Linked DNA regions of Homo sapiens: region 2 is linked to region 1. The links are chromatin loops, found by intact Hi-C in ENCODE. Cell type or tissue: PC-3. All regions are shown on one strand. Each heading gives the region's core, and the rest is flanking DNA. Links, peaks and the distances in the headings are about the cores only. Region 1 overlaps PLA2R1 (phospholipase A2 receptor 1). Region 2 overlaps MARCHF7 (membrane associated ring-CH-type finger 7).

What was found. A loop is a pair of places that touch in the nucleus more often than their neighbours do. Peaks named below come from ENCODE experiments on the same cell type or tissue, not always from the same donor. Only the 100,000 strongest peaks of a DNase experiment are listed, where the experiment ranks them.
Region 2: a loop joins it to region 1, with 9 times the contacts of the local background. A loop is called at or near these places in 2 of 110 quality-filtered maps.

The regions. Positions count from the first base shown.
Region 1 is chr2:159,938,244-159,955,241 of GRCh38, forward strand. It overlaps PLA2R1 (phospholipase A2 receptor 1), which reads right to left. Exons shown (of 30, transcript NM_007366.5): 23 at 16,956-16,998; 24 at 13,097-13,335; 25 at 11,365-11,533; 26 at 9,176-9,316; 27 at 8,558-8,674; 28 at 6,663-6,839; 29 at 3,884-3,916; 30 at 1-3,749. The coding sequence ends at 3,535. Among named protein-coding and RNA genes, the nearest start is that of LY75-CD302, 42 kb to the left of the region's middle. RefSeq lists an enhancer at 1,974-2,023. In PC-3, for the core only: no CTCF peak of the experiment used is centred there; a DNase peak (open chromatin) is centred at 8,268; H3K4me3 peaks cover 345 bases; H3K27ac peaks cover 1,314 bases.
Region 2 is chr2:159,756,214-159,764,213 of GRCh38, forward strand. MARCHF7 (membrane associated ring-CH-type finger 7) reads left to right here. Exons shown (of 12, transcript NM_001282805.2): 9 at 3,013-3,122; 10 at 6,667-6,780. Among named protein-coding and RNA genes, the nearest start is that of CD302, 38 kb to the right of the region's middle. RefSeq lists an enhancer at 5,577-5,746. In PC-3, for the core only: no CTCF peak of the experiment used is centred there; no DNase peak of the experiment used is centred there.

The DNA.
Region 1 (16,998 bases), core at 4,914-12,913:
CCATGGAGGACTCCAGGCCTTAGGAGACAGAGGGCTGGCTATATAGGAGAAGCATGGACCCATGAATGACTGAACAGAGCAAAGTCCTCTTGCCAGCCCATGCAGGTGTGGGTGAGAAATAAACCTTTGCTGTGTTAATCCACCAAGACTGTGGGATTGTTTGCTATGGCATTTCGCCTTTCTGGACGAAAAGAGTAGCTAATGGTAGCTAATGGGATCTCACCACTGCAGGGGTGAAGTGACTGCCTTGTAGCCAAGAACTGCAGTGTTCGGATAGGGAATTCAACAGGAGACACAGCCAGTTCTCAAGAGATAAGACAGCACCAGGGACAGCCAGAATGAGGCCAAATCAAAGAGAACAGACTACAGATTAAAGCAACTGCAGACTTCACAGCAGATGCCAGCAGAATTCCCAGGAGTGAGGCCAGACAGCTATTCTCAGTGGACACCAGCTAACATACATCCACAGTAAGTTGTCACCTTCTCCCCTCAACACTACCAGGACACAGCAAGTTCTTATATATCCAACCACCATTTTGAGAAGAGTAAAGAAACTCCAAAAGACTGAACGTTTAAGTAAACATTCAGTTCAATCTTATCTTTAATAAGGAGTGGACCCTTCAAGAGAAGAAATATTTAACCCGAAAGAAGACTGTTGTAACTGTAAGAGCCCAATATATTGTTAAATGGAAAAACCCAGGCATTTCCATTACTCAGATTCTATAAAGATCCTCAGGTTAGTCATAGAACATAATTGACTGTTGGAGGGGCACATTAACTATGTGTGAATTTGTGATCCTGCCGCTTTTTTGGCATAAATGTAAGGAGTACAAGTGTAATTTTGTTACATAAATACAGTATGTAGTGGTAAAGTCTGGTGTAACCATCACGCAAATAGTGTATAATATACCCATTACCTGCTACTTTTTTTTCTTTTCGAATTATAGCTATAAAATCTAGTTCACATTAAAAATACAGATGAGGCCAGGTGCGGTGGCTCATGCCTGTAATCTTAGCACTTTGGGAGGCTGGGGCGGGTGGATCACGAGATCAGGAGATCGAGACCATCCTGGACAACATGGTGAAACCCTGTCTCTACTAAAAATACAAAAATTAGCTGGGCATGGTGGCATGTGCCTGTAATCACAGCTACTCGGGAGGCTGAGGCAGGAAACTTGCTCGAACCAGGCAGTTGAAGGTTGCAGTGAGCTGAGATCATGCCACTGTACTCCTGCCTGGCAACAGAGCAAGACTCCATCTCCAAAAAAAAAAAAAAAAAATGAAAAAAAGTTTCAAAAAAAATGCAAATATAAAAATGTAGCAGAATACTTCAGTACTATTTCTGCAAATTCAGTAATGGCAAGAAGTGTGTGATCTGTCCATGGGTCCAGATTATCTGGAGATGTTGTTCAATACTAAACATCAAAGTATGGAGCACTGAGAAGCAATACAGCTTCTTTCTGCAAAATCACTTTCCTAATGGTGTATTTTGTCAAATTATTATGTGTGACTATATACCTTGACTGGAAGGCTGGTTGATTAGCAGTTTTTACCAAGTCCATTGAAAAGAACAGAACTTTAATTCCACTCAAAAGATGGTTAAATTGGGCTTTTATACCATCTGGTGAGTTCAAGCCAATTATTTTTTGAGTCATAAATATGCAACTGCCACATAATATAATATCTTTTAAAAAATGAAGTCCCAATACTTAAAAAAATTATGGAGGTAGACTGTCCCAGTGTGTAAATTATTATAACAGTAGCAAAGAGCTGCTTTTGGAAGCTGGATTAACTGTTGCAGGCCACAAGGATTCCATTCTTAGTGGTATGCTCTTCAAATTGTATTTCTAATGATGATGGTTTGCCTCTTAGAAATTCATTCATACTTTCTCTCAGAGCTCCCCCTTGTGATTAGTGGCCACTGGTTTTGAGGCAGTTGGTTGTAATAATTAAAATGCACACTCTCAGGGAGGCCCTGAGAGTCCCCCAGTTTCTCTCTATCATGGAACCTTACTTCATTTTCATAACCACTTGCTATTTTATGCATATGCATTTCTTTACTGAGTTACTGTCAATTTTCCCTCATTAGAAAATAAGTGGCATGAAAAGATAGCCCTTACCCCAAGTTGCTCACCTTAGTACCTCTGTTTCTAGAACAGCACTTTTTTGAGGTGGGGTCTCATTCAGTTGCCCAGGCAGGAGTGCAGTGGTGCAACCATAGCTCACTGCAGCCTTCAACTTCTGGGCTCAGTTGATCCTCTTCCCTCAGCCTCCTAAGTAGCTGGGACTACAGGTGCGTGCCACCATGCTCAGTACACTTTTTTCTTGATAAAATTCAATAAACAGTTATGTAATGAGTAAATTTTTAGATATTGATTATGAAGCTGTTTTCTTTATAAGGAACTAATAAAGGAAAATAAAATCTGTAATTTTTTATTTACAGACAGTATCATAATCATTATTTACCATCTACACTAACTAGACTAATATAAAAGGAGATCGTTCCCAGAAAATAGTTTATTAAATAGAACACCTAAACTCATTTACATAATAAAGATATCTAGATTACTAATTTATTTAGTACTTCTCAACAACATCTGTCTGGTTCTAATGAGACTATAATTCAGATCTTTAGCTCTTCTCCTTTAAATCCAAGTTACATTTTATATCTTCCAGTTATTAAGAGTGTTACATATTATTTTATATATTTAGTTTTTCAGAAAGTCCATGAGTTTTAACAGTACAACTGTTAAAGTTTCAATATATTACTTTAAGCTTATGTATAAGACATTTTAAAATATCCAACTTAATCATCATTTAGTAATTGAAAGTTTAAGGCCACATTTTAACTATATGGTTGTTTATAAAAGTGTGCTGCTAATGAAGGTCTTTGCCATTTAAAAGAAGGTATTTTTCTTTCTCCTTTAGCTTGAGATGTTAGACCTAATAAAAATGAATGTCACCTTAAATATCAGTTGAGAGCCCAGAACCTGTGACCCTTAAGCACAGAAATTAGTATTTTCCAAATCCTGCTATTAAAAGTGAATTCAAAAGAAACAACTAAGAATCCTCTCAGAAGCCCTTTCCTTTTCCTCTCATATACAAGATTAATTTTTTTTTGCTTCTTTCTGTCTTTCTTAATGGTACGAGTGCAGGTAAATGTCTGAATAGATACCAGATTAGTTTTAAAATTCCCCCAAATTTTAGTAGAGATACATTAATGCAAAAACTATTATTCGCATTGATTTCAGAGTTTTCAATAGGGAGTTTCTTTTAATAGTTCTTGTCTTTCTGAAAAATAACCAATGCATAATTTACCCCTTTTAAGAATGGATCACAGTTTAGGGAAATGAATAAATCAAAACCCATCTGATTTGGTTAAGATTCAAAACCAGTAATCACTTCAAGAATAATTAAAATAGTGACCCAATTCACATTCTAATGGCATCTGTGCTGTAAAGGGAAAGACAGATGAGACTCCTGTTTAGTCTTCTTTACTTACCCTGGTGTCTGTGGCATTCTCTGACCTCATTATTATTGGTCACTCTTCTCAAGATCAGAAATGAGAATATTTTCTTCTAAATATACTGTACTAAAGTTGGTTGCAGGATAGTAAGGATTCCGAAACCCTGCAAGTCTCCTGAAGAAGCCACCGTTATGCTTGTATATGCAGAAGGAAAGTGTGCAAATGGCCACAATGACTATCAGTGTCAGTACAACCGCAAGAGGAATGATGCTGTGACTTGGTCCTGAAAGAAGATATTTTTCTTAAAAAAAGAAAAACTTCAGTGGCGATGAAGTAATATAGATACTGTCATACAGCTGCTTTCTATCTTATTATTTCTAAGAAAAATCAAAATGTTTTGTATGGTTTCAAACGTACCTTTTTCTGGCAGCGCCTCTGCAGTGTGAATATCTAAAATCAAATACAAAAATTAAAATGAGGTTTTTCTTTTAATTCAGCAAAAATATGTCATTACTTACTCAGGGATCAGCAAACTATGGCCCATGACCCTATTTTTATAAAAAATGTTTTACTGGAACTTAGCCACACTCATTCATTGATGTATTGTTACAGCTGCTTTCCTGCTACAATGGCATGTAACAGAGACCATATGGCTCCCAAAGCCTAAAATGTTTACTAGCTGGCCCTTTACAGAAAAAGTTTGCTGACCTTTGATTTATTGTAATCATCGTTATTAGTGCTCACAAACATACACCCTGCTTGTTTTTTTTAAGCCAAGAAGTTTCTATTCAGTCCCAGCACTGTGCTGCAATAAATATAGAGTAAAATATAAACCCTGCATACAAGGAACTCACAGTTTTGTTGGGATCTTATATGGAGTTTGTCCAGCAATGATAATCTGCCTGACTCTTTGTAAGGATTTTTAAATCAGCATCTTCTCACCTTTGTGATCTCATGGGTCTTGGGGAATGAGCAACAGCTTCTCCATCCAAAAAGTTAGAGAGTTTCTGTTTTAAAACTTTCTACTGTAAAAACACATCTTTTAAGTAGATGTTATATCAAAATGTGAACTCTTCTATTTTTGATCTAGGTAAAGATCCAGAGAAAGGTATAGAGAATGAACCAGAGGAAGATGAAGAAATGGATTTGTGAGCAAAAGAACTGCCTTGATGTCCTACTGATGCTCATTCACTCTGATAGACATGAAAAAAATCACAACACTGTTACTAATAGCAAAACCATACTTTTAAAACCAGACTTGTTCTTTTTTTTTTTTTTTTGAGGCGAAGTCTCACTCTGTTGCCCGGGCCAGAGTACAATGGCGTGATCTCGGCTCACTGCAACCTCTGCCCTGGGTTCAAGCAATTCTCTTGCCTCAGCTTCCTTAGTATCTGGGATTACGGGTGTGTGCCATCACACCTGGCTAATTTTTGTATTTTTAGTAGAGATGGAGTTTTGCCATGTTGGCCAGGCTGGTCTCGAACTCCTGACCTCAAGTGATCCAGCTGCCTCTGCCTCCCAAAGTGCTGGGATTTACAGGCGTGAGCCACCACCCCCGGCCCAGACTTGTTCTTTTAATATAAAAACAATGCCATTTAACGTTGCATTAAACTGTCGAAAATATGTATTATTGTGTTTTTATGAAGACACTTCTTTTAAATTGATGCATATCAGATGCACAAATTTTCAGAACACAAGTGATAATTGAATATAGTCATATAATTTGTATAGTGTACTTGGGATAACCATCACTTTAAACATAAAGATACATCTTTAAGAAAGACTGTTAAGAGTGTTTGTTCTCAGGATAGAAGCAGTGGGCGGCATGGAAAGAGCACTTAGAAAACTTAGAGTTTTCTCTGTAGTCCTTGATGTAGCCTCAGTTTGCACAGGCACTTTTCCCGTCTGTAAAATGGGGATATTTAAATTGCTCCACTACCTTGGAAAGCTGCTGCGAAGGATGAAACAGGTGTCATCTGCATTATAGGAAACTTTAAAGTCCTGTAAGACATGAGGTGTTTCTGATTTGTTCTTGATATTTAAAAGCTAGTGATAACTTGGGCACATTATTTATCAGGCTTAGCCATGTTTTTCTTTTTTTTTTTTTTTCTCTCACACAGAGTTGAGACTCACACTGTGGGGGTTTCAAACATTGGTGCCCACACCTGCAGTGTTTTCTTCTTCATTCCCAGCTCAAATCAGTCAACAGGGCCGGTGATTCTCTCTTCCTATTTCTCCCCTCCTCTTTCGTTCCTAGTTTAATCACTCAAATTACAAATGTTTCTCTTCATATCCTCATGAGTTCTACTTCATCACAGGTGTCTACAGAGCACATAGGGGGTCTGTCTCTTCCACCACAAAGTTCAGCTCTTTAGCCTGGCACTCTGTGAAAGGATCCTACATTACCATCCAATTTTATTCCCATCACCCCCTGACGTGAGCCCTTTGCTCTAATTGAAACACATTCTTAGTTGCTGCCTTTAATCAGGCTGGGCCTTTTCCTCCTCTGTTCCAGCTTCTATAATTCTCTTCATCCTTTGGGATCCTAAAACCTCATGTCTGAAGCCTTCTCTAGCAGTACAGGCCACAGCAATCCCTCCTTTATAATACTGACATCTAGAAATTGCTGTAATTATTATAGACATTTTCCCACCATCAGTGACTAGAATTTTCTAGCTTAGATTTCTAAAATTATTGTTTTTTTTAATTACTAAACACTAAGTATGTTACTGATGATTAAGTTAAAATGTGACTTTTATGACACATTATGCTTGCAACAGGGAATCACATCTTCTTGTCTACAGCAAATATACATAAGCCTAGATTATATTTCCTGAGGCCAAACATAAACCTTAAAAATTCTGAGTAGCAGTCACCAGAATGAAGGTTGCTGGTTTACATTCCTAGTTCTATTTGCTTGAGGGAAAATGATTTTTTGCCCATTAGGTGATCAACCTGGGTGACACAAGAAAAATCATAGTCTTTGAGTTGACTTATAATGATTTTTTTTCTCATATCAGAGAAAGAAGGAGCTGAACTATTCTCTGACTTGTTTGGTGCAGAACACAACAATAATGTCAGAATCTATCTGAATACTCTCTCAACTTGGATTTTAAAACCTTTAAATGCTAAAGAAGTCAGTCAACATTAGTTAAGGTAGAATCAAAATGAAGAATTACTCTCTGACTTTACCTACCTGCCTCCATTTTACATATAAAGCCTTTTTTTTCTTGACACGGGGATAGCTGCCATAATCCTTCAGGGATCCTCAAGGCAACACAATGATGGGGCTTGAAGTAGTCTGTGTCTGGCTTCCGAATGCCCCAGTTTGACTGGTCTGTGGGAGTTCCATCAAACCACTTTATGGTTTCATCTGTGAGAAAATTGCTGACTCATTATGAATTATGTGCATGGTTATCAAACATACTAAGACTGGAATTAACCATAAAAAGCAGCCCCTGAATTTTTTTATTTTTTTATTTTTATTTTTATTTTTTTATTATTATACTTTAAGTTTTAGGGTACATGTGCACAATGTGCAGGTTAGTTACATATGTATACATGTGACATGCTGGTGCGCTGCACCCACTAACTCGTCATCCAGCATTAGGTATATCTCCCAATGCTATCCCTCCCTCCTCCCCCCACCCCACAACAGTCCCCAGAGTGTGATGTTCCCCTTCCTGTGTCCATGTGTTCTCATTGTTCAATTCCCACCTATGAGTGAGAATATGCAGTGTTTGGTTTTTTGTTCTTGCGATAATTACTGAGAATGATGATTTGCAATTTTATCCATGTCCCTACAAAGGACATGAACTCATCATTTTTTTATGGCTGCATAGTATTCCATGGTATATATGTGCCACATTTTCTTAATCCAGTCTATCATTGTTGGACATTTGGGTTGGTTCCAAGTCTTTGCTATTGTGAATAGTGCCGCAATAAACATACGTGTGTATGTGTCTTTATAGCAGCATGATTTATAGTCCTTTGGGTATATACCCAGTAATGGGATGGCAGCCCCTGAATTTAATGAGACTCTTGAACTAATACATTCAACTCAGTAAATACAGTGATGTACTCAACATCAAAAGGTAGGCATTAATAAAGTTGCCTCTTTATTTTAGGTACAGTGTTCTTATTTAGGTCATTTAGGTTATCATGTTTCTTAATGTGACAGTTTGAATTTTGAAATATTCCATATATATATATAATCGATTTAAAGAAATCATTTGATAAACAAAACTAATCGAGTAAAGAAAAATCCTTTGAAGTCCTAACATCTTCATCATTACAAAATGGCTCACTTTCTAAAAAGATTTTACAGTGAATTTCTTTAATACCAAGCCAGCCATGTACCAAGGGGGTAGGGGCGGTAGGAGAGTCCATCCCATGTGTGGGCAATAGTGTATTGTCTGAAAATAATTTAAAACTAACAATACAGCTAACTAAAAGTTGGTCTGCTTTTTATTATCACCATCTGCTTGAAATTCTAAACAATGTTGGTGATTAAAATACTCCTCCTCGAAAGGGTAGGCTCACCCCCAACCTTGGTACACCACTGTAACAAGCTCTCCATACCAATTAAAATAATTTTCTTCACAAGTACCTTTCAATAACCATCAATTACATAAAGAAAAGAATACCATGCTTCCATTTTATTACAAACTCTGGTTTTTATGAGTAGCAAATAAGAATCCTAACAGCACAGTTCATCATGGAAACATTTCCATAACTCTATTGTGCTTTTATAACATTTAGAAACCTGGGATATTTTCCAGTAAATATGGTTTTGGTATGCAATGACTAAGTCTGTGAACACAAAGTTCCAGCCAAGCATCTTCCTGCTAAGGGTAAAGATAAACATGTTATTGTTTGTTTTTATTTTTGGTGTTCTGGGATTATTTTAAAAGACAAAAGGGTAAAGAAAAGGGTTGCAATGTTGTTTTTGGAAGAAATGGCTTTAGGCTTCATGCTATTTTTTCTCAGAAAACGTATCCAAGGAGAGTTTTCTGGCTCACAGATGCCATTATCATCAGCTTTAACAACCATGTATTTATTTATGTCCTCTCCTCTACCCAAATCACTTACTGTTACCATCAAATTGAGCATTCAACCAAACCATCTGGACAGAAGAACCAAAAGCAAACAGCTCTTCTAGGAGAAATGCATTTTCAGCCTCATCCTTGATTGTTAAAAGATTAGAACCTATAAGAGAGACAAGTAGCAAAGGAATATTTGTGTTTACACATAAATATACTTTAAAAAATGTTTCCTATACTATTAATTGTAAAGCTCAGGTTTTGAAAAGTGAAAATTTCCATTATAAAGAAGAGACTTTAAATTAAAAAAGTAAAACCACATTTTTTAAAAGATACAAGCTTGCACGTCAGAAGTTAAGGCATAGAATATTAATTTTAGGGAACATTCAAAATTCATAATGCAAATGCATGCAAAAGGAACGTTTTCTTCAGAAAGTGCAGTATGCTGAGACATCATCTTAGGTTTCCAAATTCTACACTGGACATTGTTTCATATAGTAGCTGTCCTCCAAACAAGCAATTTCAATAGTATTTATTTTTTCAATAGTTTAGTTTTTGTTGCTCCTAAAGTCACTAAATAATGGGATGAATAAAGAAATCCACATTGTTTACTGAAATGGCAAGAAGGAGCACATGAAAGCATTTTTACCATCACAAAAACAATTACCTTCCTTTTTGCAAAATTCATGAGCAGCCTCAAAACTCATACTGTCTAGGACTGTAGAAAAACTGTAGCAATTACTTTTAAATTTTATCCAGGGAATAGATGTTTCTGAGCACAACTCTGGGTGTTCAGATTGTCTTGTTTCTGTGAAGAAAAGCCAGTTATGATTTCAGGGTGGTGACTGGGTTTATTTATTGAGATAAATATTACATTACATTCTATAAAAGATCAAGATAAATATATGTAACAAGATTTTCATGGTAATACTCTGAAAGATTGGGTTTCATGTAAATGATTATAAAACTAGGACCAGTTTATAGCATTTCTGACAGAAATAATCTTTACCTAAACATAACAAGATATGTTAAGGCACAGCTTTGTAGGCTTAGTTTGGGTGCTGCCTGGGTGAGGGTGGCTCTTTCATGTTTACAATTAGCATCCTAAAGGTTGGAACAAGCAGGGGCTATGACTCCCAGAGAGAGTGGCAGCTGACTGATGCTGGTAAAAGAGATTTCCAAATGTATGCATTTCATGCAGTGCTGTGTATCACAGATTTGAAAAGTCCTTACCCACTAATAAACCTGTGAAAGAAAATAATGCATTCAATAAAGTATCATAACATAGCATAACATAAAATAAATAAGGGAACTCCAGAGGGACTTTATTTCAGAGAGCAAGCATGAGAGTTAGACACATCCATGCTGAGATCCCGGCTCCACCACTTACTAGCTGCGTGACCATGGGCATGTTACCTTGCACTTGGTTTCTTTATCTATAAAAGAGAGCTAACAACAAAACCTTTAAAAATATTTTTTTTAATTACAAAAAACTTTTTAAAAGACAAAGTCTCACTCTGTCACCTAGGCTGAAGTGCAGTGGCACAATCACAGCTCACTGCAGCCTCAAACTCCTGGGCTCAAGTGATCCTCCAGCCTCAGCCTCCCAAGTAGCTAGGACTATAGGCACGTACCACCAAGCCCAGATAATTGAATTTTTTTTTTTTTTTAACGAGTCTCACTGTGTTAACCAAGCTGGTCTCAAACTCCTGGCCTGAAGAGGTCCTCCTGCTTCTGCCTCCCAAAGTGCTGGGATTACTGGTGTGAGCCACACAGCCACCTTCCTTACAAGTTGAGAAGTTTCAATGAGTTAGAGCCTGACACTTCTTAAGCATTCAATAAATGCATTGTTATTGAAAGGACAAGATTCCAAGAAAAGGCAAGTGCTAACAAAAAAAAAAAAAAAAAAAAGGAGAAAAGGGAAGGACAGCTTTTATGGAGTTTTAGAAGTAGAATTAGCTTTTCCAAGATATATGTGGCTATCATTTACATTTAATCCTGAATTGTTTTGATCTAAAAATATATAATTTGTATGTTATTTGATACAGTACCCAGAATGTAAGTAAATACATGCACTTTTACTAAATGAGAGATTTAAAAGGAGGCCAGCTTGTGTTAGTGAATTCTATGCAGGAAACTTGATTTCTACTCTTGGTACTGGTGATGGACAGCTGTGAGACACTTAGGAAACTATTTAATGCTCTGAGTTTACATTTCATTTTTAATAAAGGGGTTAGGCCAGGTGAACTTTAAGTGTAAATGAGATATTATGTAAAGTGCAGAGCCAGATATCTAGTAAATATCCAAACAATATCACCACCATCATTATTGTAGCTCTGGAATCCTATCAATCTTTTATTTAAACATGAATCCTCAAAGTCCTCCACACATGCTTGAAGCCCATGTTTCTCATCTAATTTCCCACCCCTCCCTTACGCCTAACCTGCATTCAGGCAAATCCCAACATCGGCTTTGTCTTACGTAAGCCTCGTCCTGTCTTCCTTCCCCATTTTCATCCAGCTTTTCTCCTCAGAATGCCTTTCCATGTCCCATTATTACCCATCTACACCCACCTATTTATCAAGGCCCATCTGCACTGCCATGTCCTTCAAGAAGCCTTTCTACCTTTCTCCAAATGAATACAATGCATTCTTTTTCTTGATAACCCCCATAACATTTGCTACCTCTCTTATATCATTTTGTAGTTCTGTTATTCTTTACATCACCAACCAGACCAGAGGCTTCTTGAAGAGAGACTTCTTACTATACTCATCCTCATATCCTTTGCTTAGCACAGTGTCTTGCATACAGTAGTTAAATAAGGTATATTTTTGAGTTGAATAGAATTGAACCTACCAGGTGGCACATGACAAATGGCACCTTGCAGAAATGACTCGCAGGCTGTGCTATGCCAGCGTCCGTTGCTGTCGGCAAAAACGCAGTCACCAAGGAGGGAGGACTCCTCATCTTTCCAAAAAGTGAAAGAAGATTTGGTGCCATCAGACCAGTCAAAATTAAGACCATTCTGTGGAGGAAAACTGAGCCATCATTTCCTTGCCACGACGGCTGGCAGCATCACCCAGTGTTATCTGAGCATGCTACAATTCCCACATCGATTGCTATTTCTGCACACCTTTTTAAAGAGGGGCTAGGACATCTGTGAATACAGCTTGACAAACAGGAATATCTGCCACAAATGAGATCTTTTTTGATTTTTAGGAATTCTTGGCTCCCTGCCACAATGATTTTCTAGTGAGCAATCGGCGTGAAATTGGACCAGTACCTTGTCTTTTACAGTGAAATACATTTCAGATTGATCAATTATTCAAACATAAAATTGAAAACATAAACATGTTAAAGAAAACCTGGTTAAATTTTTTTATACTGTTGGTGTGGGGAAAACCTTTCCAAGTCATAGAAAATCCAGAGGCTATAAAGCAAAACTGACTACATGAAGTTAAAACATTCTGTACTACATGATGCAATAAATAATCATGAAATATCATTCATTTATCTCTCCCACTGGCAAGGATTAAAATTTTGAGAATACCTGGTGTTGACAAGGATGTGAAAAAACTAGACATTATCACATACTGTTGTTGGCATGTAAATTGGTGCAAACTCTTGGAGGGCAATTTGGTAGTACTTGTCAAAATTTTAAGTGTACGCAGCAATTTTACTTCTAAAAAATTATCCTACTGGCACAAGGATATTTGTTGTGCATTGTTTATAACTGTGAAAAACTGAGAAGAACCCAAATGTCTATTCACAGGAGAATGGTTTAATAAGTTGTGGTATATCCTTACATGCTGCGTTCTAAAGAATTCATGAGATTTTTATGTGCTGACATGTGAAGTTGTTAAAGATATATTAAATTAAAAAGCAAGTTTAAAGACAGCATGTAGAATAGGATCTCATTTGTGCTTGAAAAACAATGTACATATTCTTCCATTACATGAATATGTATGTGTATACATGGAAAATTTCTAGATGGCACACAAGACAGTGTTCACAATTACTAACATTAGGGAGTAGAACTAGGGGTCAGGATAGACTAGTTTACTTTTCACTACTTTGAGTGTACAATATTTTATTTAAAAAAATGAAAATAACGTATTCTCTAAACCACATCCCTAGAGGAAAATAAAACCTCAAGTGCTTAATTATAAGTGGTACTAAACTAATTAATAATCACATTTCTAGACAAGAAGCATGATTCGTTTTTTCTTGGGGATTCATTAAATGCCGCAAATTCCCAAATGCAGTGCTTGAGTTTCAGCTGTGTTCCAGTGCACATGCAAGGCAGTATCGGGGTACTTGGAAATTTTCAGAGAACCTTTGAATGGTATTAATTTCCAGACATTAGGCAAGTGGATGTTTACCCTAAAGAGGTGTGCACTCTTATTTTGTAGTCATAGGCTGTTCATAAGGTTGGTCAGGTAATTGCATAAACCAATTATTTAAGTGTTATATTTATTAATATTTTTGGGATCTTTTTTTCAGTGCTAATTTCAGTGGCCAGATCATGAAGGAGGTAGATGCTAAACTTAATTATTCAAGGATGTCTCAAGGGAGTTAGGATACCTACATCTGTGGTGAACAGTCCAATCCAGTGGGCATATCCTAGCCGGTTGAGGACAACAGTGAGGAAGGACTGGTGATACTGGTCTGTGATGCTGACCAGTTGTGCTTTGTGCATCAGGCAGGTTTTTATTGCTGCATACCAAGTCATATTTGCATTAATTATTTTGTAAGTTCTGTTTCCATATTCTAAGGTATTGGGCATTGGATACATATCAGATGTATTTACACCGTGTCCAGAAGTATCTAGAACAAGAACAGCAACAAAAGTCATTTGCAGCATCTGGATGACAAAGGAAGAGGCAAAGCTTAGCATAGATCCTTGTCACTATGATCCATGTTGATCAGAGTGCTTTCTTCTGGAATTGACTGTTTCAAAACAAGAACACTATCTGAAAGTGTAAGTGATGCAAAAAAATGAGAACACTCAGGAAATTTAATGAATTGTTTTTCAAAAACATAAACATAGATTGAACCATTTCTAGAAGATTTCCCAGTTTTGACCATCCTTTATCAAATTGACTGCTTTTTGGTGGAACTGATGGTGATCTTCTTAGGTGGGTTTCACTCCACTAACTACACTTGGCTTAATCCACACTGCTGTGGCAGAACTTAATGCTTATTAATAGCAGAAAGGCACATGTTACATAGTCATATATTGCATTGCAAACCTAATATTACAGGTGCATATTATCAGGTAAAATACTCGATTACACTTTTGAGACTGATAGTCACTATTATGCTTAATGTTTGCATGTATAAATTCTAAAAGGAATTTTAAAAAATAAAGTTAATAAATTCTTAGAAATACACACTGTTCTTATAAACAGTTACTATTAATATGTCACCTGTCAGAGTCAAAGTTTATAAATTAAAAGGCAAGGTTTTCCCACACGTTGTCAAGCATTGGTGCTTGAGAGTCTGTGAGTGGCTGTGATCATGTGAAAACCAAGCCTGTGTTTATGAACACGTGTTTCCTCTCTAATATGTGCATTTGCCTTTCTGTTTACATAGAACATATGTTCTATATGTACTAGGATATGTATAGAACATATGTTAGGATATGTATAGAACATATGTTCTGTATGTTATGTACTAGGATAGACTAAAGGTTTAGAAAACCTAAAGGACAAAAACAAGGTAAGAGTTTTTGTACCTTCTGATCCAAAGTGACTTGAATTTCTGTGTACTGGTTTTACTACATTTGGTGTTGGAAAGAAGCATGTGAGGTGTGGATAGGTCATGAGGCTGGGACTTAATCCTATTCCTGGCCCTAACTGGCTAAGAGCTCTTGGGCAAATTAACCTTTCTAAACCTCAAATTTATGGTCTACAAGAGATGATGAGGGTCTCCCTTGGAGGGGTGTGGATGGAATTGAACGAGATATCCACACAAGGCACACACTATTGTATGGAGACACAGAAAGCATCCTATGAATGTTGCTTCTTGCTCCACTCTCCTCCTCCGGTCATACTCCCCCCAGTAAAAATGGCAAAGTGGGAAACTGACCTTTATCTGAAACCATTACCTCAATACAGCAGCTGTACATATGGAAAAACCAAAGTAAAATGAATCTCTTTAATTTCTGTAAATTGTGATGGATCACACTTTTATCATATTTTTATTCTTTGCTATTAGTCTGTGCCCAGCCTACGTGCCCAGTGTAATGGTTATTCATACAAAATCAAAATAATATCAAAGTAGCTATTTTAAAATGCTAACAATTCATAACATTAAATGACATTCTTTGTATATGTTACCCAAATGCCAATTTGACTGTTTTTTCCCCACTGAGTTATATGTCTGTATTTTTACATATATAAATTTCTCCATATGTAATTGATTCCATTAAGTTTCAAAACAAGTGATTTTGAGCAGCATGGTTTTGCCACCCATTGCCCTGAAAAAGAAAGATCTATTGGAAACCAAGTTCTAAACTGGGGAGTCTTGCTTTGCCCTTGTGTCTCTTCTTATTCAGTTTCTTAATTTTTTTGGCAGATAAAAGACTTTGGGCTCAAGCCCAATGTAAGCACATATGTATCTGACAAACAGAGAAGAGGAGCAGAACTTGAATATTTATTGTTGGCTACAATAACTAGTGTAGTTGAACAATACTTTCTGGAAATAATAGAAAAAACTATATCGTTTGTTAAATATATGCTAGAAGTATGCTAAGTGTTATACATACATAAAGTGTGTGAGATGGCTATTACCACATTTTGCAGATGCAGAAATCATGATCACAGAAGATAAGTAACCTTGACTGAAGCTTATCTACAAAGAAGGGTGGGAACCCATGTGTGGTAGGCACTCCGGTGCCTATGCTCTCAATCACCACTATTCTGTACTATCTCTAAAGGAAAATCTACACTGTTAGTCCCAAAAATACCAAAGAGAGAAAGTGATCAGAGGGCACATTCCAAGAATAAATCAACATCAAGGTAGTGGAATAGAATCATTGTGTTTAACTGAGACACCTTGAGTGTGTTATTTTTGTTTTGTTTTGTTTTGTTTTCCTGGAGACAGAGTCTCACTCTGTAGCCCAGGCTGGAATGCAGTGGTGCGATCTCGGCTCACTGCAACCTCCGCCTCCCGGGTTCAAGCGATTCTCATGCCTCAGCCTCCCTAGTAACTAGGACTACAGGCACCTGCCACCACGCCCGGCTAATTTTTTGTATTTTAGTAGAGACGGGGTTTCACCATGTTGCTCAGGCTGGTCTTGAACTCCTGAGCTCAGTCAATCCACCCGCCTTGGTCCCCCAAAGGCTAGGATTACTGGCGTGAGCCACCGTGCCTAGCAAGGATGACTTATGTTTTTAAGCCTCAAGTTCCTCATCTGTAAAATGGGAGACTTTTACCTACTTCATAGAACTGTCTTGAGGATTTTGTGGCATACCGCGCATACACTCAAGGCACAGGGTCAGGTACTCATAAGTGTGTAAGTACCTGGCATGCTCATATTATTTCTTTCCCTACAAGGCTCTGCTGTTCCCATATTACTCTTGCTGTTACAGATCTAGTATCATTTTTTCAGTTCCTGACCACTATAATGTTTAAGTGGTAACTGAGAACCAGAAATGGAGCTTCTCTGGCACTGCTTTTTTGAGGATGAGTTGATAGTAACATTAGAGACTTCACACGTATGCCACATTAAGAAGTAAAATTCCTATTCCAAATAAGTATATATATATATATATATAAATATATGCTAGGCTGCCCAGAGTTCCATACAGCTCTAGACACCAACTATGGCTTTCTTGGGTGGTGTGGACAGGGATACCCAGCATTCAGTAAAAGCATGAGCTGTTGTTGTTTTTATTTATAGTACTCAAGGTCAGTTATAGTGCATTCACACTATTCATTGACCCTGTTGGCTATTTGTAATAGTGTGGCTTTGGCATTTCACACAGAAACCATTTGGGGGTTCTGCCCATCAGATCTAGAAGATTGCTGCATGCCACATTTAGCCACAGAGACCATTTTCAGGGTTCCAAAAAAGGAGCAAATATGAGTTGGTTTATTTCCTTGATTCTTTCCCAACATTTTCTCAGTGACCTTTAAAAATCACCTGAACAGATACATAATCCCAGAATGAAGCAGTAAAGCCATTTAATATGACTAAGATAGATACATAAATTTGGTCATCACTCAAGTGGCCTCGGCAGTCCTTAGAATCCCACTAAAGGGCATAAGCCTAGGGTAGAGGAGATTAAATAACTAAACTTATGTAAAGCCAAAGAAGAAGTGCCTGACACTGTTAGCCAGGAAACTGTTAGCTACATTAGCTACACAGCTGTGTAAAACCAACATGAAAGAGAAGGATGGACTTTGGAAATGAAAGGAATAAAAACCCAAATATTTCTTACCTTGCATTTTTTCACAAACAAACCCATAGCCTTCCTTTCCACA
Region 2 (8,000 bases), core at 1-8,000, 190 kb before region 1:
GATATGGAGGAAAACAGATAATACAGGTTATTGTTTAAGAACATTGGCTTTTTGAAGTTAGACAAGCCCAGTTTGGAATATTTACTGGAACACTTAGCTAGCTATAGGGTCTTGAGCATGTTTCTTAACATTGGTTCTAAACCCTGGCTGCTGATGAGAATCACCCACTGGAGTTTTTAAAAATACAGATGGGCCAGGCATGGTGGCTCACACCTGTAATCCCAGCACTTTGGGAGGCTGAGGCAGGTGGAGCACCTGAGGTCAGGAGTTCAAGACCAGCCTGGCCAACATGGTGAAACCCCGTCTCTACTGAAAATACAGAAATTAGCTGGGTGTGGTGGCGCACACCTGTAATCCCAGCTACTCGGGAGGCTGAGGCAAGAGAATCGCTTGAACCCAGGAGGTGGAGTTTGCAGTGAGCCGAGATCACCCCATTGCACTCCAGCCTGGGTGACAAGAGTGACACTCAGTCTCAAAAAAAAAAAAAAAAAAAAAAAAAAACAGATGATTCAGATTCACTCTTAAAGATTCTTAAGTAGGACTAGGGTTGGGCCTCAGTTCCATCTTCAGTAAAATTGAATAATACCTCATAAAGTTAATGAATGTCAAAAGAGTTATTGTTCATAGTTTCCCACTGTACCAGGCACATGGTAAGTATGCGATTAAATTAAATGGGAGTTAGTTTGTTTTTGTTTTTTGAGACGGAGTCTTGTTCTGTCACCAGGCTGGAGTGCAGTGGCACAATCTCAGCTTACTGCAACCTCTGCCTCCCGAGTTCTAGTGATTCTCCTGCCTCAGCCTCCTAAGTTAGCTGGGATTATAGGTGCACACCACCACCCCTGGCTAATTTTTTGTATTTTTAGTAGAGATGGAGTTTTGTCAAGTTGGCCAGGCTGATCTCGAACTCCTTGCCTCAAGTGATCCGCCTGCCTCGGCAGCCTCCCAAAGTGCTGGGATTACAGGCGTGAGCCACCATACCTGGCCTGGAGTTAGTTTTATAAGGTTATAATAAGTGCTTTTCAAGATATGGCCAATTGAATGTATAGGTCTCAGCAACTGAACTTTCCTGATAGGCATCTGAGAAGTATTTCTCAGAGCTGCACAAAGATCCCATCTGGTAGAAGGTTCATTCTGGTAGAGATTTATTTAAGCATTTATTAAGAAGCTACTATGTTTGGATTGCTAAAGTCTACAGGATATACAAAGATGAATAAAATAAGTCTAGTACAAGTTTAGGCAGATGCAATTCAGGGTGTAATGGAGAGAGCCCTGATTAAGAAATATAGGAGTAGGCTGGCTGTGGTGGCTCACGCCTGTAATCCAACAGGACAAGGTGAGAGGATCCTTTGAGCCCATGAGCTAGAGGCTGCAGCGAGCCGTGATCATGCCACTGCACTCCAGGCTAGGCAGCAGAGTGAGATCTTGTCTCCAGAAAAAACATGTAGAAATAAATGGGTTGCTCCCGGCTGAGTGTAGCCTTTTTGAATGACCTTAATAAGTCTCTTACTCCATAGAGGAAGAAAATGAAGCCCTAAGATATAAGAGAATCTGTAGTAAATTATCTCCAAGGTCCATATTACATTTTCATGTATGCTAGACTCCAAAAAGACGCTTGGTTTCATTCATATACTCAAAATATAGTGAAAACTCAGTGTAATTTGACTACAGCCCATTTTGAGACAGCATACTTCTTCAGATTAGCACTCACTTTCAGCTGTTTTCTAGAAAATGTACATAAGTTACTGCTGTCTTGGACCTTATGCCAAATTTTACTCTTAAAAAATTCTGACACTGGTTATTAGAGTTTTATGAGCTCCTTGAAGGCAGGGCCTACTACTTAATCTTTTTTGAATCTCCAAAACCTCTAATTAATTGCTTGCACCTAACAATCACTCAACAAATGTTAGTTGAATTGAATTTAAACCTATCTACCCTAATTTTAAGGCCATTTTCCCATTTGAAACCCTCTCTAAATATAAACAAACAAAGGAAAAGGCAGAAAGAACCTACAAGTTTAATTACACAAGACTACTACCTACCAAATTGGAACCAAAAAGCTTAGGAATAATCAAATGTTGAATGAATATGGAAGTTTTCTTTTTCTTTTTAAAAAAAGGTTTGGTAAAAACAAGTAGATAAATAACATAAAATATGCCATTTTGACCATTTTTAAGTATACAGTTGGATCCATTCACAGTGTTGTGCAACCATCACTCCTATTTCCAAAATTGTTTATCATTCCAGACAGAAACGCTAACCATTAAGCAGTAACTCCTTACTTCCTATTCCCTTCTCTGCCAAATCCCTAGTAACTTCTGGTCTACTTTCTGTCTCTGTGAATTTGCATATTCCAGATATTTTATGTAAGTAGAATCATAAAATATTTGTCCTTTTGTATCTGTCTTATTTCATTTAGCATAATGTTTTTAAAGTTCATGTTGCAGCATATATAAAGACTAATTCCTTTTATGACTGAAGGGAGCTGTTTTTATTTGGACAAGGGTGGGGTCCCTTTTTTCCCATTCTAGCAAGTAAGGCAGACATATTCCTTAAACTCCAAAAGGTCTTAGGTATGTGAGGTATGTGTTGTCACATCAAAGATACTGGCTTGGGTGTGTAACTAGGTGTTTGAGATGTTACATCACTAAACATTGTTTTCATGGCATCACGTCAAAGTACTTAAGGAGGAAGTAGGAAGTACAGATGACATTCCATTGCCTCTGTCTGCTTCCCATGATCAAGGATGTATGAGTATCTGGGAGGAAGAAAACAACCAAGGTATCTAAATAATGGTGGTGGCTTATTATCATAGGGCAGGACCTGATGTGCACATTGGATATTATAGACTGCTGTATTAGGGGACATTACTGGTTTACTGCAGAAATGTAATATTTCCTTTTCTTCTTCTTTCCTTTAAGGTTTTATTTATTTTAAGCTTAAAACTTAACGAGGAAAAGTGTTTTATGAAGACATTATAAAACTAAGCTTTATTTGTAATTTAATTTTTACCAGGTTCTTCATTAGAAGCTGTAACCACCTGTGAACTATGTAAAGAGAAGTTGGAGCTTAACCTGGAGGATTTTGATATTCATGAACTACATAGAGCTCATGCAAATGAACAAGTTAGTATATTTTGCCTAATTTGGTAAGTGTCTATTCTATGCTTCAAGGACAGCTCTTGAAGAAAAGATTAAATCATGGTCAGAAACCTTGCATTAAAATAATAATAATAACAGTGATAATGTTCTTAACATAATTCTGTTACTGCATTAGGTGTTAGAATTTCATAATTTTTTTTTTTTTATTTTTCCCTTAAGCTTAGGAAAGTTGTTCCAAAATAGGGATGCCAACCTTATTTCCCCATAGCTGTAAGTTTTTTGAGATGCATAAATGATACAGTTTAGAATGAAGAGCTCAATAATTTCCTCCTTTTTCTTTACTGAAGGAAAATTCGGGAGGTGGGGCAGATGTGTATTTAAGGAGATTACAAGGGTGACTTTAGAGCCAAATTGTTGAAGTGTGGTTAGCATATTTGTTTAAAAAAAACAAACAAAGATATGCTGTAAAAGGAATGCATGAAGTGCTTGAAAAACACTTTTTGGCCAGGTACTACAATGGCTCACACTTATACCTAGCACTTTGGGAGGCTAAGACGGGATGACTGTTTGAGGCCAGGAGTTTGAGACCAGCCTCAGCAACATAGCAAGACCCGGTCTCTACAAAACAGAAAACAAAAACACTTTTTAAATGTAGGGGTAATGGGCCTCCCCTCTTTTATTATATTGAATGAGATTTACAAAACATAAAAACCATTTTGTGCAGCCGCCATCTCTGTTTAGTTCCAAAACATTTTCATCACTCCAAAAGAAAACCCTCTACCCATTAAACAGTTGCTCCCCATTCTGTGCTCTCAGCCCCTGGCAACTACCAGTCTGTGTTGTTTTATGGATTTACTTATCCTGGATATTTCATACAAATAGAATCATACATTAATATATGATATTTTCTGAACCACTTTTTTTTAAATGTGGGAATAATAGATACCCTTTGAAAATCTGATTAAAACTATGTACCCTTCTTATAAAATATATAGACACAAATTCTGTCTCTAAGGGATTCCCAGATCCTTTGAAGCTAATTGCTTGGATCCAGATAAAGAATCACTGATCTAAAGAATGAAAACATTAAGCAGTTAATGTAGCACAGGTGCTACTCTAATGCCAGTTATGTTGTTTTATTCTCTGATGCACTAGTTGTCCAAAAAGAAAATCACTTTCAGCAATGAAATGTTTTAAATCCCCAGGGAGTTCTCTGTAGCTGGCTGAGCATTGGTATTTAAAAACCAGGGGAAACATGGAAAAGTGGAATCATGGAGAGATAAATATAAATACATAACTTGTCTTCTCAAAATGAGAGTAGCTTTCAAAAGGTTTGTTTCTCCTGCCATCTTCCTTCCTGAGATGCTTCATCCTGTCTCTCAAAGGCAGTTTTTTCCTTTTTTGTTTTTGTTTTTGTTTTTGTTTTTTGTTTTTGACTCGCTCTGTCATGCCTTTTCCTTTTTGATCTCAGGAATGTTTTTATTTTCTAAGCATTTTAATGACCCATATTCTTTAGAAGTTTTAGGAAATATTAGGTGGAGTCATTGTAAAAACAGTGACAGCCTTGATTAAACTTTCTGGTTTTAACTTGTTTGTTCTGTATGAATAATAGATTCTAGTGGCCTGATAGCTACACTGATTTTAAGTGATTAGTTTAATAAGTCTATTTCCACATTAACCAGTGGCTTGATCTTTTGCAAGGTGATAACCATTTAATTTTTTTTTTTTTTTTTGAGATGGAGCCTTCCTTGTTGCCCAGGCTGGAGTGCAGTGGTGCAATCTCAGCTCACGACAACCTCTGCCTCCTGAGTTTAAGCGATTCTCTTGCCTCAGCCTCCCAAGTAGGTGGGATTGCCACCCGCCTCCACACCAGGCTAATTTTTTGAATTTTTAGTAGGGACGGGGCTTCACCATGTTGGCCAGGCTGGTCTTGAACTCCTGACCTCAGGTGAGCCACCCGCCTCGGCCTCCCAAAGTGCTGGGATTACAGGCGTGAGCCACCGTGCCTGGCCCCGTTTAAAATTTTTTAAAAATGTTCTGGATATATTATTTCAAGTTAAAAATAAGCAACAATAATTATTAAGTGAATCATTTCTTTTTTTTTTTTTTTTTTTTTTTTTGAGACGGAGTTTCACTCTTGTCACCCAGGCTGGAGTGCAATGGCATGATCTCGGCCAACTGCAACCTCCACCTCCCGGGTTCAAGCGATTCTCCTGCCTCAGCCTCCCAAGTAGCTGGTGTTACAGGTTCCTGCCACCACACCCAGCTAATTGTATTTTTAGTAGAGATGGGGTTTCACCGTGTTGGCCAGGCTGTTCTTGAACTCCTGACCTCAAGTGATCCACCCACTCCAGCCTCCCAAAATGCTGGGATTATAGGCGTGAGCCACCGCACATGGCCTCAAATTTCTTGAATACTCAGTAGACTCTGATAATCAGTTACTTGCTGAAGTTGGTACTAAGAACATAGAGTTCTTAACGTCTGATGAACCAGTTGCCCAATTCAGTTTGTAAATAGTTCACTGTAAAAATTACAGGACAGATTAGATTATTAATAATACTATATTTATGATTTGTATTCATGGCTTGAAAACAACTGTGGGGGGAAAAGAGAAACTTTTAATCTGAGGAATATGAGCCCCTTTAAATTGTCAGGTTCAGAGAGGTATTTAAAATGTAACAGCATTCTCATCTCACTCTCCCTTGAGCTAAATACGCCACTTGCTTTGGGGCCTCTAGACTAACTAGTGCCAAGTAGCTATAAAATGTCATATACCCTATAGTTCAATAGTGTATAGCCAATCACTAACCAATGTTATTTCTGTAAACCAATGTTGAGAATTCAGAATGAACAACTTTTGTTATCTCTCCCTTCCTGATTTGTCCTTTTTTCTTTAAAAATTTGAGCCTTTCTTTTGTTCTCTGGAGCACTCTCCCCAAGGCAGCTTGGAAGTGGGAGCCTGGCAGCAGTCCTGAACCTTGACTAAAATAAACTCTGTTAAATTTCGTCTCAGTTTCTTCCTTTTAGGTTAACACAACAGAACAGTTTTGAATTGAAGAACTGTTTTTACCAACTACAAATTTCTGTGTGAATGATTAATCTCTTACCTTTATTAATTCATTCTTTTATTTATGCCTTTATGTTCATCATATTACACAGAAAAACACTTGAGCTATCAGAATAGATTTTAGTTACAGCAGTATATTGGCATAGCTATAGATGAAATGTAATTTTTAACTAAATATATATAGCTATAGCCATTTGTATAATGAAATCTATGAGCTTTATAGAAAACCAAAGCATTCATTCCACCATCAAATTATTTAAAAGTTCCATTTTTATATAAAGTCATTACACTAAAGAAGACTATGTGAGAATAAAAAGTAAAATTTTATGAAATTATAAAGATATTCTTTTTTTCTCAATAAATGGCATTGTGTCCCTTATTAGGAACTGGATATGAATACATTTCCTCTAGTTTATCAGTGTACTGTGAGTATCAATCTCAATTCTACTAATTTTTCATTCTCTGTATTTTTCTTTTCTCCTGTTTGCTTCCCTGTTGAAGGCTGAGTATGAGTTTATCAGCTCTGGTCTCTACCTAGTGGTGTTATTGCACTTGTGCGAACAAAGCTTTTCTGATATGATGGGAAATACAAATGAACCAAGCACACGTGTCCGAGTAAGTAATAATGAAGTTGGGGAGAGGGAGGGTATGATGCAGCAAGTGTATGCCTTGGAAAGCAGATTGTTTCATATGTTGACATCTTATTTCCTTTGGGAAGCTTTTATTTTTTAAATGTTTCTTAAAAATAAAGATACCGTAGATTTAATGGAAATTGCTGTCTTCTATAACAAGCAGCCTGATTTTCTCATAAAGTTATTTTAGAGAAAGAAGTAATTTTCTAGCTCTCAAAGGTAATTGGAATGTATTTCATTGAAAAACAGAATTGGAAACATCGAGGGAAAATGGGCTTTTTATTATTAAAACAAAACCTCAGTATTATCACTTAGAAACCTGAAATTGAACTCCAAAAGCCAAAGAGTATGGGAAATTAACTTCAATTTATTTGTTACTGTTCTACAAAAGATTACCAGTGTACTAATTTTTAAGTGTCCATATTACAAAGTATTTTAGATATGGAATAGTTGGTTGTTTACTGTGTGTGCTATTAGCCATAATACAACATTTTGGCCAGCTGTATGTTAGGTATTTATAAGTAAATGATGCTCTTTGTGTCAGTGTACCAGAGGAAACTTTATGCTTTGCTGTCTGGGCCATTTTGTGTAGCAAGGGCTAGGGTCTCTATGTATCTGCCATTATTGTAGCATTCTGAACACTTCATGTCTTGAAATGTGTTCATAAGTATATCCTTCAAACTTTCTTACATGTTAACTTCGGTGATAAAAGTGTAGTAGAGTTCATGTAATGTTTTTATTTTGAAAATTATCAAATAACTGCAATTCAATGTATGTAATACTCCTTCTAAATTAGTAAAAAATTTTTCTTTATTTTATCATGTGGACATTATTCCAGTGAGCTGGTTAACAGATAATTACCATTGAAGAGCATTCATATTATCTATCAAGAGCATTCAGAATTTGAGCAAAGATCTCTTGACTTCTAAGTACTTTACAAATTGTGAGCCCCTAAAACCTTAATACCGTAAAATGATTTCTAAAAAGGTACCTTAAGTCTTCAGGATGAATAAACCATATAAAACATTTAAGAACTTCTGAATTCATGTGTTTTTAAAAGTTCATATTAACAAGTTTTACAGTGGAAAATTACAGAATTTTGGATGATACTCCAAAGTGGAAGTCATTAGGATTTTTTTTAATGTATAGAACTGTATACTTTTATCAAATTTAGGTAGGAAAATATTGGTTCTTGGGAGTTTT